2 separate regions of the Homo sapiens genome follow, and region 2 is linked to region 1. A link is a contact called in ENCODE Hi-C or POLR2A ChIA-PET data. All regions are on one chromosome and are shown on one strand. The core of a region is the stretch at or near the end of the contact, and the rest is flanking DNA. Distances in the headings are between cores, read along the strand shown.

Region 1 (2,890 bases), core at 203-2,702:
TGATGTGTGTGTGTGTAGAGGTTTGGGAGAAATTTGTGTGTGTGTAACATTTTAATATATTATAAATTAATATGTTAATGTATATTATATACAATTTTATATGTGTAAAATAGCCATATATGTATATATTCATACTTCTGTTTCATCTTGGTGTCAGTTTTGGCAAGTTGTATTTATCAAGGAACATGTCTACTTTTACGATGATGAATTTATTGGTATAATGTTTTTCATAATATTTTGTTATTTTAATGTCTGTAGGATCTGTAGTGTTATTCTCTTATATTTCGATATTGGTAGTGTGTGTTTTATTTCCAGACTGTTTTGACTTAGGGCTATATCAATTTAAATAATATTCCAAAGAAGCATCTTTTGGCTTTTTAATTGTTATTTGTATTGCTGTTCTAATTTATTTCTGTTCCTAATTATTTCCTTATTTCTACTAGTTTGGGTGCAGTTTATTTTTCTGTTTTTTTCAAGTAGAAATTTAGATAATTATTTTTTTCTAAGGTGAACATTTAAAGGCACCATTTCCCTGTGAACATTGCTTTAGCTGGATCCCACAGTATTTTCTAACATTTTTTGTGTGATTTCTTCTTTGACTCATGGTTTATTTAGAAAAATTTACTAATTGCTTATTTATTTCTAGATATGATATTGTTATTGGTGTCTAACTCCCCTGCAGTCAGAGAACATAACCTGTAAGATATTCCATTCACTCTTTTAAAATTTTTATTGAGACTTATTTTATGGCTTACCAAGTGGTCTATCATTGTGAATATTTCAAGTGATTTAAAGATACATTCGACAGTTGGATATAACATTTTGTAAATATCACTTAGTTTAATGTGATTAAGAGTGCTGTTGAAGTCTTTAGTGAATTATATATCTATCAGTTACTAAAAGAGGGATGTTAAAATTTTCAACTGAGTTTGTGGATTACTTTCTCCCTTAAGTTCTGTCAGTTTTCTTTCATATATTTTGAAGCTGTTGTATTAAGTGAATACACGTTTAGGGTTGTTATAGCATCTTAATAAATTGACCTTATAATAAAGAAATGTCCCTATTTATGTCTTGTAATGCTTTCTTGAAGTTTACTTCGGTAAACACCAGCATTAAGAAAAAATAAATTTAGTTTCATGAGAGTCTCCTGATATCTAAGAGTAGTTATAATATTTCCATTTCTTTTTTGTGGGGTTTTTTTTTTTTTTTTTTTTTTTGAGACAGAGTTTCGCTCTTGTTGCCCAGGCTGGAGTGCAGTGGCACAATCTTGGCTCATTGCAACCTCTGCCTCCCGGGTTCAAGCAATTCCCCTGCCTCAGCCTCCCAGGTAGCTGGGATTACAGGAGCCCACCATCATGCCCAGCTAATTTTTTGTATTTTTAGTAGAGGTGGGGTTTCACCATGTTGGCCAGGCTAGTCTTGGACTCCTGACCTCAGATGATCTGCCCGCCTCGGCCTCCGAAAGTACTGGGATTACAGGCATGAGCCACTGCACCTGGCCTTGTGGTTTTAATAGACTATTTTTTTAAAGAGTAGTTTCAAATTCTCAGCAAAATTGGGCTGAAAAAATAGAGATTTCCCTATACCCTCTCGCACGCCCCTACACACATACAGCCTCCCTCATTATCAGCATTCCCCACCAGAGTGATACAGCTGTTACACTTGATGCATCTACATTGACACGTCATCACCCCAAGTCCTTAGTTTACATCAGGGTTCACTCTTGGTGTTATGCATTCTATGGGTTAGACAAATGTATAACAACATGGATCTAGTATCATGCAGAGTAGTCTCACTGCCCTAGAAATCCTTTGTGCTCTGCCTTTATGTTTCCTCCTACCCTCTCTTAGCAACCAGTGAGCTTTGTACTGTCTCCACAGTTTTGCCTTTTACAATATGTTGTATAGTTTAAGTCATATAGTATGTAGCCTTTTCAGATGGGCGTCTTTTACCTAGCAATAATATGTTTAAGGTTCCTCTGTGTCCTTTTGTGGCTTGATAGTTCATTTCTTTTTGGTGCAGAATAGTATTTTATTGTCTGGGTGTACCACAATATACTTACCTATCCATTTACCTACTGAACGACATTTTGATGGCTTCACAAGTTTTGGCTATTATGAGTAATGCTACTATATAAATATTTGTTTGGAAAGTTTTTATAAGTTTTCATTCATCTTTCTTGGGTAAATACTAGGGATCGTGATTGCTGAATCATATGGTAAGAGTATGTTTCAGTTTGTAAGAAACTGCCAAACTGTTGTCCGAAGTGGCTGTGCCATTTGCTTTCCATCCAACAGGGAGTGGGCCTTTCTATTGCTCCACATCCTCACCAGCATTTGCTGTCATGTTCTGGATTTTGGACATTCCAATAGATGTGTAGTGGTATCTCAGTGTTGTATTAATTGCATTTCCCTAGTGACATATTCTGTGGCACATCTTTTCATGTTTATTTGCCATCAGTATGTCATCTTTGGGGAGATGTCTTTTGCCCATTTTTAAATCAGTTTCACTTGTTAAGTTTTAAGATACCTTTGTTTTGGATAACAGCCGTTTGTCAGATAAGTCCTTTGCAAATATTTTCTTGCAGTTTGTGGTTTGTCTTCTCATTCTCTTGAAACACCATCTTTTAAATTATTATTTACATAGCATTTTCTTTTACCATTCTTTTATTTCTGACTTATCTGTGTCTTTATGTGGCATCATTTGTAGATAGCATGTACTTGGGTTCTGTGTGTGTGTGTTTTTAATCCATTTTGATGATTTCTGCCCTTTAAGTGGAGCACTCAGTCCACTTACATTTAGTATAATTGTTGATAGGGTTTGATTTGGGTCTAGTGTTTTATTTTTTTCTAGTTCTCTTTTTTTGGTTTTTGTTCCTCTGTTCCTCTTT
Region 2 (2,890 bases), core at 240-2,739, 460 kb after region 1:
GGATTTATTCACCTTGAGCAGAGGCAGGCAGGTGTCTTTCTGAATTGGTGGTGGCTGAGTATAATTGAGTTTCCTACACTTTAAAAACTGTACTCCGGCCACTGTTTTGATTCTCTTGTTTGACTGGCCTGTTTGTATTTTGGGCAGTCGCTAGCCAGGTGTTAGACCTATAATTTACCATGTAATTCTCTATTGACTTGAGCTCTGCCGTTGTGCACTTTGTACATCATCTACCATCTACTGCATCATCCCTGTTTGCTTCAGGCTCTCCCAGTGTGACTCATCATTAAATATCCAGTTGGAACCTCAACCTCTTCCAGGAATGCCTCCTCTGGCATCCTCTACATGTGCTGTTCTTCCTCCTAAACCTCCAAGGGACTTGATGCCTGTCCTCTTGTTAATCATATGCTCTTTTGGAAATGTATTTATGTTTCCCTATGAATATGGTGGCCCTCTGGCTTCATACATTTAAAATGTTTGTGGTCAGGGATGATGATGATTTAAACAACAGTATTTTGGAAAGTAGGACTTTTTTTAAAAGTCCTCTCGCATTATCACTTAGTGTACAGCAACTATTGTAGTAAAACTACTTGGCAGTGTAGCGGTAAAATAGTTTAATCACAGTGGTACAAAGGGTGCAGGGAGTATGGCACTCGTACATTGTTGATGGGAGTCCTAACTGGCGCACTCCCTCTTAGGAGATCCATTTGGCCCTATCTGTTAAAATGTAAAACGCACAAACCATTTGACTAGCAATTCAGCTTTCAGAAATTTATTCTAAAAATGCTTGCTTCTGTATGAAAAGACATAAGTATTTCCTTTATAGAGTTACTGATTTTAGCAAAATATTGGAAACAAATGTTCATCAGTAAGGAAACAGCTAAGTAAACATGGGCTTTTGTATGATGGAATACTTGGCACCATTGAAAAGAATGAGGTAGATCGCTATGCACTACTGTACTGCTGTGGAAGGTCATGAGTATTAATTCTTACCAGACAAGAAGAGGTGCACAGCAGTTTGCTAATGTTTGTTTGAAAATCAAGTGTGGTGGAAGATGGGCATGTATACTTATACATACAAGATGATGATGTAAATTGTGAAATATGTAATAGTTTTGGGGATTTAGTTTAAAAATTATGATTTTATTCTCCTCTGTAATATTTCCCCATTTGTCTTTAACATAAAATAATTATAAATCACTTAATATCAGGAAAACAATCCAAAAATATTATCTCTCCAGGAATAAAAATATTATTCTGTCAAAATGTGTAGTCTTGGCATATCAGCCATGTTTATCTTGGGGCAGTGTAGAACAACTGCTTCCCAGCTCCATGTGTAGGCAAGCCCTGTTTTGAGAAGCAAAGCTTTCTATCCATAAATTAAGGTTGGGATCTGATATTTTGATGGTTTCTATGATGGTTTGATGGTTTCTTTTAAGTTGATGAAACTGAATTTGGCTTCTAAGGTGTGTCACCATCTCTTGACATTTGACCTGTGAAAGCATTAGTTCCCTGACAGCGTATGACTGTACTCTAGAAAGGTGTTGTCTGAATTTTTACTTCCCAATCAGTATTCTCACTTCAGGATTTTCATTGCTTTAAGTGACTCTTGTATTTACAAAGCCCATATCCGTTTCAATTCTGCTCCCATCTGATTCTTTGTGATCTGTTTAGCAGCCCAGGCCTGAAAGAGGAACAAACAGAGAGGGAAATGAGAATAAGAAATGAATTAAGTGCCAGGGAGGGACCCAGAGTTAACTGTACAGGCGCTTTATATTGATGTTTCTTCTTCAGTATTGAAAGCTTACTATATTGATGGACTCTTTTTCATCTTGGTATCTTGCACTTACATATTGATGTTATTTGTTTTTTTACCAATATTGAAATGTAGAATTGATTAGTTAGACTTATCATTCAGATAGAAACTGTTTCAAGCTCTTTTTTTGGGAACAAATATTCTTAGGTGAATATTAACATGTTATTGAGCAATTAGCAATTAGTTGTAATGTAAATCAGTTTTCTGTAATACTTTATCACTGCTGTTTGGTGAAATCAAGTTTTATTGGATGATTCAGTGTGTAAGAGTGTCATAAATGAGTTTTTCACTATTACTGGAGATTTAAGTTTTTGGAGAAATTGTGTGACCAGTAATCAAAAGGTATAAAACATTTAGCCAATTGGAAAGTGAAAAATTATTAACATTTGATATGTAAACATAGGCCTCATTTTAATTTAGTCATATTGTCAAGTAGCAGGACGATATGTGTAGTAGATAGTGATACCTGTGCTTTTAATTCCGTTCTTTTTGTACGTCTGAGTTGGATATTTTGCTTTGTATAGAGGGGAAGAGAGAGGAATAGATTTTATTGTTAAGCCTGTGCTGAATCTGAGGTGCCTCCCCACTTGCCCACTGTCTTTCTAGTGCAGACTCAGAGGAGCAGTGGACCTGTTTCTTCAGCACAGAGCTCTCTTAAGACTTAATAGGAAAATTTGCAGAGGTATAAATCTAGTGGAACCATTAATTCTCAGCTGGATTTTTTCCTATTGTGTTTTATTTTTATTTTTCAGATACTAAAAGTATCTGACAAATAAACTGAAAGGTAAGATTGGCTTTTGGTAAAAACAGAAAGGAGAAAAAAAAAACCTTAGTTCTAAATATATCACTTCAGGGTTATAAAATAAGACAGCCTTTTTTTCTGGAAGAACAGAGACATGGCAGTCTGATGGATTTTAAAAGTCTCGGTGACTTTATTTTATACCCATATAAACTAGAAGCTATGAGTCTTTTCAAAGTGTTTCTAAAACCAAAGACTTTTCTTTACATATGTGGATCTCATAAACCTATGGTCAGATAACCTATTTTCAAAAGTCCAGATTTTTTAAAATTTAT

Evidence for each region. Hi-C counts contacts between places; a loop is a spot of excess contacts on that map. ChIA-PET counts read pairs that join two places held with the same protein, here RNA polymerase II (POLR2A). Pooled maps may share reads with other maps.
Region 2: a map with no recorded cell type shows a loop between it and region 1 (2.2-fold over the local background). The contact joins two enhancer-like sites. A Hi-C loop is called at or near these places in 1 of 37 single-sample maps with no recorded cell type and 1 of 50 pooled maps. POLR2A ChIA-PET finds 5 or more read pairs at or near these places in 1 of 52 experiments (T-cell).

Annotation. Positions count from the first base shown.
Region 1 is chr6:4,878,359-4,881,248 of GRCh38, forward strand. The region is part of intron 1 of CDYL (chromodomain Y like); the gene reads left to right. Among named protein-coding and RNA genes, the nearest start is that of CDYL, 100 kb to the left of the region's middle. Within about 2 kb of position 1,453, at least 3 of the 41 ENCODE cell types and tissues checked have a DNase peak (open chromatin) inside an H3K27ac peak, as active enhancers do.
Region 2 is chr6:5,333,607-5,336,496 of GRCh38, forward strand. All of the region lies in intron 1 of FARS2 (phenylalanyl-tRNA synthetase 2, mitochondrial), which reads left to right. Among named protein-coding and RNA genes, the nearest start is that of FARS2, 74 kb to the left of the region's middle. Within about 2 kb of position 1,490, at least 2 of the 41 ENCODE cell types and tissues checked have a DNase peak (open chromatin) inside an H3K27ac peak, as active enhancers do.